Regions from separate parts of the Homo sapiens genome. Here region 1 is linked to region 2. Evidence: chromatin loops called from intact Hi-C (ENCODE). Cell type or tissue: dorsolateral prefrontal cortex. All regions are shown on one strand.

The links. Peaks named below come from ENCODE experiments on the same cell type or tissue, not always from the same donor. Only the 100,000 strongest peaks of a DNase experiment are listed, where the experiment ranks them.
Region 1: a loop joins it to region 2, with 4 times the contacts of the local background. A loop is called at or near these places in 4 of 110 quality-filtered maps.

What each region holds. Positions count from the first base shown.
Region 1 is chr2:98,239,852-98,243,851 of GRCh38, forward strand. The region is part of intron 19 of VWA3B (von Willebrand factor A domain containing 3B); the gene reads left to right. Among named protein-coding and RNA genes, the nearest start is that of CNGA3, 100 kb to the right of the region's middle. In dorsolateral prefrontal cortex, no CTCF peak of the experiment used is centred here; a DNase peak (open chromatin) is centred at 2,340; H3K4me3 peaks cover 1,413 bases; H3K27ac peaks cover 1,398 bases.
Region 2 is chr2:98,147,864-98,151,863 of GRCh38, forward strand. All of the region lies in intron 7 of VWA3B (von Willebrand factor A domain containing 3B), which reads left to right. Among named protein-coding and RNA genes, the nearest start is that of VWA3B, 63 kb to the left of the region's middle. In dorsolateral prefrontal cortex, a CTCF peak has its summit at 1,551; no DNase peak of the experiment used is centred here; H3K4me3 peaks cover 1,388 bases; H3K27ac peaks cover 1,220 bases.

The sequences.
Region 1 (4,000 bases), 92 kb after region 2:
TGCAGTGAGCTGAGATCACGCTACTGCACCCCAGCCTGGCAACAGAGCGAGACTTCATCTAAAAAAAAAAAAAGAAAGAAAGTGAAACAGACCTGAAAGCAAATGACAAAATGATGTAAATGTAATGGGAACTTAATTTTTAATTAACTGCTTTATTTTTATCTGATAAGTAATATATGAATAATTCTCAGTATATGAGATTTAAGCCATACTTAAGTCTTCAGAGGAGGCTTCTCTCACCACTACGCCTATCCATGAAGGAAACACGTTGAATAGTTTGGTGAATTTCCTTCCAATCCTTTTTCTACATATGCATATGTAAGTATGTGCACACATAACGTATTTATACAGAGACACATAAGAACTTTAATAAACATGAATAAGACAATACCATATACATTTACTATTTTAAAAACTATTTTAAACATTTTGTCTTAGAGCCCTTTCCATACAGGTAGATGGTCTCATGCCTATAGTTGCAAGGTTCTTCCCCATTATTAATGGATATTTACATTGTGTTCTTCCTTCCCCTCTTACAAACATTCCTGTAACAGGTATCTTTGCACGTAGATTTTTGGGCACATGTATAAGTCTGGCTTTGGAAGAAATTCCCTCAAGTCAGATGGCTGGACCCAAAGGGTATGTGCATTTTAAATTTTGATAATTCAAATCATCCCCCAAATTCACTGTACATTTTCACTAGCATGTATCCCCACAGACAGAGTAAAGTAGTACTCTCTTCCTAAGAAGAACTCTGTGTAATACTTGATAATCATTGGTCCTTGGTGTGTAGAAATGCTTTGAAAACCCTGAAAGTAGGATGCAGACATAAGATCTTTATTCAGCCTATTCTTTCCTCATTGGTTCATATGCTGAAGAAGCAAACTTAATATTCAGTCCAACAGTTAGAAATTTTTTTCTCTGAGATGTATGTGATATATCCATACTCTGTGAATAATAATATGCCTACTCTGAGGTTGTTATGGAATTAAAAGAAGTAATGCATACAGTGTAAAGTACTTAGCAGGCACTTAAAATGTTGACTTTTATTATAAAAATATTCAACAAATTTATGCCTATTGTATATGCCTGTGTTGGGCTCTAGAATACAGTGCCAAACAGGAAAGCCAACATTCCTACCCAAGCACAACCGACAGTCTCAGGAGGAAGTAGCAATGAAAATGAGAGAAGTTCTAGTTAAATGTGACGAGTGGGAAGTGCTGAGTGAAGATGCAGGAGATGTCCCTCACCTGGCTTCAGTGGCCACAGAAGGCTTGCCTTAGCTAGTGGCATCGGAGTTCAGACCCAGGGGAAGAGAAGGAGTTATGAAGGTGGAGAGATGGGAAGAGAGCCCCAGGCAGTGGGGGAGCTTGGGGAATCCTAAGGAACAGAGAATGTTTGTCATTCCAGAGAAGTTTAGTGTGAGTGGAGAAGGTGATAAAGCTGGTGAAGGAAGGGCCTTGATTGAATTAAGGATTTTGAACTTCATCCTGAGGGGAATGGAGGGGTTGTTAGCAGAGGAGAAATTAATTTGGGGTTTGAGCTGGCACACAGAGAATAGTTGGAGAGGCGGGCAGTCAGGAGGCAGTTGGGGAGATGGGGGCAGTCAGGAGGCAGGGCTGGGTGGCTGGAACCAGTAGGCTGTGTGGCTGAAACACTGCGGATGTACCCAAAGCTCTTTATAAAGTCAAGTCAACGATGTGGGGCTGAGAGAGAGAAAAATGCCAAGAGTGATTCTCCAGACTCCAGCCTGGAATATCAAGCAGGGGAAAAATAAAGAATGAGTAGTGAGGGTCTTGTTCTTCAGGGGGGCATCCTAGTCGTCTGCCTCTAGAACACAAAGCCCAGGGGAGGGGATGAACAGTTCTCAAGCACATCCCATGGGCACTTGTGCTTGGTGCCTTCTGTGGCATTGTGAGTTCTCAAGACAGCCTGCACGTAGGTAGGCACTGCACAGCACACTTGCCCTCCCTTATTCATAGTAAGAATCACTCTGATGACAGGCATATACTGCAGTGATCTCCAGTCTCACATCCAAAGCACTTTTGTATCTTTGATTCCCTAATATTTTCTCTGACTGGAAGACACCCTCAGCTATAAATGGAAAGAATAACAAAATAATAATCTCAAATATCTCCCACCTCATGGGATGTATACCTTTTTGATGTTTGGACTTTTATGAAAAAGCAGACAAAAAGTAGAATGGAGTTGAAAAGGAAACACACTAGAGTCTTACTTCACTGAGAATCTTAATTGCGTCCTCCTCCTGTGTTCTGTGCACGGCCACATCTGTCTGCATAGAGTTGTAAAGCAGTGTCTGGCTTTGTCCCCAGCTCTTTGTTTCATTCATCACTTATGTATGGGCTCTTTCTTCTTCTGGAACACAATGCTGTTTTGGTTTTCAGTGTTTCCCGGACCAGCCTCAAATCGGTCACCTTGGAAATGAGGTATTGAGCAAAGAGGTTGCCCTAGCAACTCTTCATTACAAGATGCAAAATGGACTCGATAATTTTATCTTAGCTCTTTCAAAAAGATTAACTCTTCCCCAAGTCATATACACAATAAAACTGATTTAGCTATGTAATGAACCTAGAATTTAAAGCTCTTTATTTGCTGGTTGATTTGAAAAGCATTGAAATAATTTGGGAAAATTGGTCTGCACCACTGGAGAGTCTACATCATCACCCATCATCATTGTCGTTATCATAATGTCTTTTACAGCATCCCATCAAGGCTTCCTGTGTTGTCCGTCCTTCTCCGGGTTCTGCACATAGCTTTGTGGCCAGATAGCCTGGATTGGTGCTCCAGCTCTGTCATTTACTCCTGAAGGACCATGGCAAGCTCCCTAATCTAGTATGCAGTGCACCCTCATCATATACTAGGTTCTGAGTAAAGCATTTGCTATCATCAAATATCTCATCTAAAACTTAGAGTGACCTGTGAGGTGGCTATTCAGCTCACCATTTAGCTGACAAGGAATATTTGGTGCAGAGAGGCTAGGGGTGCTGTCAAGTCATGACATTTTGTTGCTTTTAAATATAATAGCAATGAACACAAAACTGTACACTGATAGAAAAGCTTTTTAATTAAAAATTTAAAACAGTTATCACAAAACCTACATATGTATATATTCAATGTATAGAAAGATTAGAAAATGTAGATAAGTGAAAAAGAAAGAAGCAATAGTTATCATCCACCTCATCATCTCATGGTTATCTGGCCAGATCTTCTTACTTTCTGTATATAGATATCCAGACCCTTTGTTCTTTGTTTTTGTTTTTATCATAATTAAATGAAACTGAACATCCTGTTTTGTACCTGCATTTTTCAACCACCTATCCATGAACATTGTTCCATGCTGGCATATACTTATCTACTATACCAGTTTAAATGCTCAGCCTTTTAATTGAAATATATTAATTTAAACTTAAATTGAGAATAGAGTTTTATTTTCTACAAGTTTAGATTGAAAAACTGTGAGATGTAATTTTTTTTTTCTTGAGATGGAGTCTTGCTCTGTTGCCCAGGCTGGAGTGCAATGGTGTGATCTCTGTTCACTGCAACCTCTGTCTCCCGGGTTCAAGCAATTCTCCTGCCTCAGCCTCCCGAGTAGCTGTGATTACAGGCACGCACCACCATGCCTGACTAATTTTTTTGTATTTTTAGTAGAGATGGGGTTTCACCATATTGGCCAAGCTGGTCTTGAACTCTTGACCTTGTGATCCACCTGCCTCGCTCTTCCAAAGTGCTGGGATTACAGGCAAGAGCCACCATGTAATTTACACTTAGTAACATACTCTCATGGGTTTATGAATGATCTTACTGACATGCGATTTGGCCAGCTGTTTTGTGGCCCTGCTTTCATTTTGTTCTATGGAGCCTGCAGGTGTTTCAGTTTGAAAGGCAGACATTTAAGTTTTGGCACTTGGCCATTTGCACAACTGTAATATCTATAAAGCTGTTGCACCTACATTCAAAGATTCCCTGTGTGGGATTTACA
Region 2 (4,000 bases):
CGACAGGCCCCTGTGTGTGATGTTCCCCTTCCTGTGTCCAAGTGTTCTCATTGTTCAATTCCCTATTCAGTTCCCTATGAGTGAGAACATGCGGTGTTTGGTTTTTAGTCCTTGCAATAGTTTGCTGGGAATGATGGTTTCCAGCTTCATCCATGTCCCTACAAAGGACAGGAACTCATCCTTTTTTATGGCTGCATAGTATTCCATGGTGTATATGTGTTGTGTGGTGTATTTACTCCTGTAGTTTAGATTTTTTAAAACATAAATTTCTGATAGTGAAAATACTGAATCAAAATGTTTGAACATTGTGGGGTAATCTCTCATGTTGAATTGCTTTCCAAAAAATACTTTAAGACAATATAATTCACACCCATTTCACAGAACCTGAATTAGCATAAAAATAGTATCTCATTGTTTCCATCTGAATTTCTTTGATGAAGAAATTCGTGTCAATTAGTATTAAACAGTAGTGAAGTTGAACATTTTTGGATTTGTTAACTTCTTTTGTAAACTGCCTGTTTGTCTATTACCCTTTTACTTGCGGGGGTCTTGTGTTTCTTATCACATTGTGTGAACAGTCTTTGGTGTATTACATATGGATAATTTATGTTGGTCATTGTGTTCCTTTTCATTTTGGCTGTTTTTTATAGGCAACCATAAAATTTGCACAGTAACTGTAATCTATAAATCCTGCAGTTCCTTCGTAACTGTATTTCTTCTCCTTTTGGTTCTTTATTGCCTGAGTTTAAAACAAAAGCAAAAATTGTTTTGGTCCTTCTAGATTTATTTTGAAGTATGGTGTGATGTGGGAATATAAATGGATTTTCCCTAAAATATGTAACAACTGCCTTCACACCACTCATGCACCCTTTCTCCACTGACCTCTGTGCTACCCTTTGTAATATATTATATTCTTCTATATGACACTTGCTCCTGGACCATCTGCTGTGCTTCAGGGCTCTTTCTCTTTCTAGTCTGAGGTTGGTCATGACCATTTGACCATGATTTGTTTTTCCACCTACCCTTATATTTATCATAGATGTGAAGAATGGGCTTCACGTTATCCAAATAAACGTTCATCTTGAATGTTGCTTGCTGGACTGACTCTTCTAAGGGGAGTGCACATGTGTGCTTGGTTTCTGTGCTGTCTCATTCAAGGCACACTATTTTTCTCATAGTATTTACTGACATTCTAAGCTTTTTGGGTTTTGCTCCAAATACATTTTTCTTCTCTCTTCTTTGGTTTATTGACATAATTTGGTTAGCTCCAGTGATATACTTTGAAAGAAAAAAGATTGAGCTGTATCAGCAGTTTGCTTACTGCAGCTTTGCTTTTTGGTGTATTAAAGCCTTAAACATTTTGAAACAATAATATTATTGTTACTGGTGGAGGGCGTCCAGGTCCTTGGCATTTTGAAGAAAGAATTGGACAAAACTCACAAACAAAGCAAGGGAAAAATGAAGCAACAAAAGCAGGGATTTATTGAAAACGAAAGTACCCTCCACAGGATGTGAGCTGGCTGAGCATAGGGGCTCCAGAGCCCAGTTACAGAATTTTCTGGTGTTTAAACACCCTCTAGAGGTTTCTCATTGGCCGCTTGATGTACACCCCATGCAAATGAAGTAGTGGCCTGCAGTCAGTCTGATTGGTTGTGGAAAGAAACCAGTCAGAAGCTGACATGAAGTTGCAAAGTTTACACCTTATGCAAACGTTTGATTGATTGTGGAAAGCAACCAGTCAGAAGTACTTTCAATTTTCCATCCGCCAGGCAAAAAAGGTGTGTGAGGGTGGGGTTTGCAAAGGGAGTACCTCTGGTTCTTCTGTTACTTAGGTTTGGAAAGTTGGGGTTTCCTTTTGATTTAGTTCTAGGAAGTCACTGTGAATCGGCCTTAGGTTCCCTGCCTCCAGACCCTATTCCCCCGCCTCATTATCAATTATCAACTGGAGATTTAAAAAGCTATAATTGTTTTTGAAAGTTTTCAAAGTACTTTGGACTGCTCTAACCTAAATTACTAAAGCCTAGATAAACAGATAGATGCATTGCTACAAGTTCTGATTTCATTTAATTTTGATGTTTGATACTCATTGGTAAGTAGATATTTGTATGAATCTTCATTTCTTATAATGAGTTTGATAAATAAATTGTAAGGGTGTCTGCAAATAAATTAGTTATATATGAATTATTATCAACTTTTAGGCCTCATATTTTAGGATAGTTCCTTATATCAATGCTTCTTCTGAGGAAAACAAAAAGTAGTTGTAGGCTGAGAGCAATTTTATCTCCTTTGTTGCTTCATTGTAAAGGCAAAAATAGATGTATCATCATGTAAAAGTATTTATTTATTCTGTGCTTGCTTTAGATTCCTATAGGTACATTAATTCCTTGGAGGGATTTCTCCCGAAAGTTTTTTCTGTGTTTGTTTTTCCAGGACTGCTCTTTCCAGGTGATGGAAAGCTTTTCCAGTGTTTTGACTCTGACAACGTGAGCCGCTTAGGTGGTGCATTAGGTAGTGCATTACATTTTACGTTTTTCTTATATTGTCCTTCAGGAGTTCGTGGTCATTCTTCTTTGACTATAAAGAATATGAAGGCAGAGGACAGGAAGCAGACTCAGGTTCATAGCACCTGCTGAGTCAGGAGCCCTCTGAGCACTTGTGCAGAGGTGGCTCTGATGTGATGGTGGTGCCTGCCCACTAGGGATCAAGTGAAATTGCCTCGAACCTTGATTCTGTGGCTTGGTGGTGTCTAAAGACCCTTTTGCCCAATTTCTGTGAACTTCTAGAGCAGGAGGCATACTCTTCTATTCCCATCACCCTCTGGGATCCTGTGCCTGCCTACATGGTGTCTGGTTTCCCCACATTAGTCTGGAAGAAAATTCTATTCTAGACTGTCTATTCTAAAATTCGATTCATCTCCGCACCATCCTCTGACAGTCTGTAGGTGTGATTTTAACAGATGCCACTGACTCTCTGGAGGGTGAGGAAGGACTGACATATATCCTCCCTGGTTCCTCCCTTCTATTTCCGTTTGCCTTCTGAAGCTTCTCACCTTTTCAAGAGCAAAACATGCCACTGAGTCTTCTCGCCACCTGATGGCATATATCTTGCACTTGAGGTTTGCTGAGCTTCTTGTACCTGTTGGTTTACAGTTTTCATCAAATGTGGAAATATGTCAGCCATTATTTCTTGATCACAGGTCTACATGTCACCTGCAGTTTGATTAACATGGAATGGACTCTCCTTTAACTAGTGCTAATTTTTTTTTTTTTTTGAGATGGAGTCTCTGTTGCCCAGGCTGGAGTTCAGTGGTACGATCTCTGCTCACTGCAACCTCCACCTCCTGGGTTCAAGCGATTGTCCTGCCTCAGCCTCCCGAGTAGCTGGGATTACAGGCATCCGCCATGATGCCCAGCTAATTTTGTATTTTTAGTAGAGATGGAGTTTCATCATTTTGACCAGGCTGGTCTCTTACCTTTAGTGATCCGCCTGCCTCGGCCTCCCAAAGTGCTGGGATCACAGGTGTGAGCCACCGCTTCCAGCAATCCAGGGTATATTCGTATTGTGGTGAATGCATGAGCTTGAGCTGAGGCCCGCTATGTGCCACATTTAAGGCCCCCACTCATGTCATATCCAGTTGGCCAGAGCCAGTCACATGTTCATGTCCTACAGCAATGGGTGGGGAGGTCTACTCCACTCACACGGAGGTGGGGAGGAAAGTGAACGTTTGATGAACAGTTGTGATTCCTTTTTTGGCTTGGAGACAGTGTTTGCTGGAAGGTGAATCAACTTTGGGATCAGACCTGGATTCAAATCTGAGTTTTGCCACTAAATACTTGTGTGACCTTGGGCAAGTTACCTAATCTTTCTGAGCTATGTTTCCTCATTTATAAAAATCGGAATAATAACATCTACTTTGTACAGTTTCTGGGAGAATTAAAGCATACGACACACATGGAAATGTCTAGCACAAAATTGACATTCCATTAATGGTAGTTTCCTT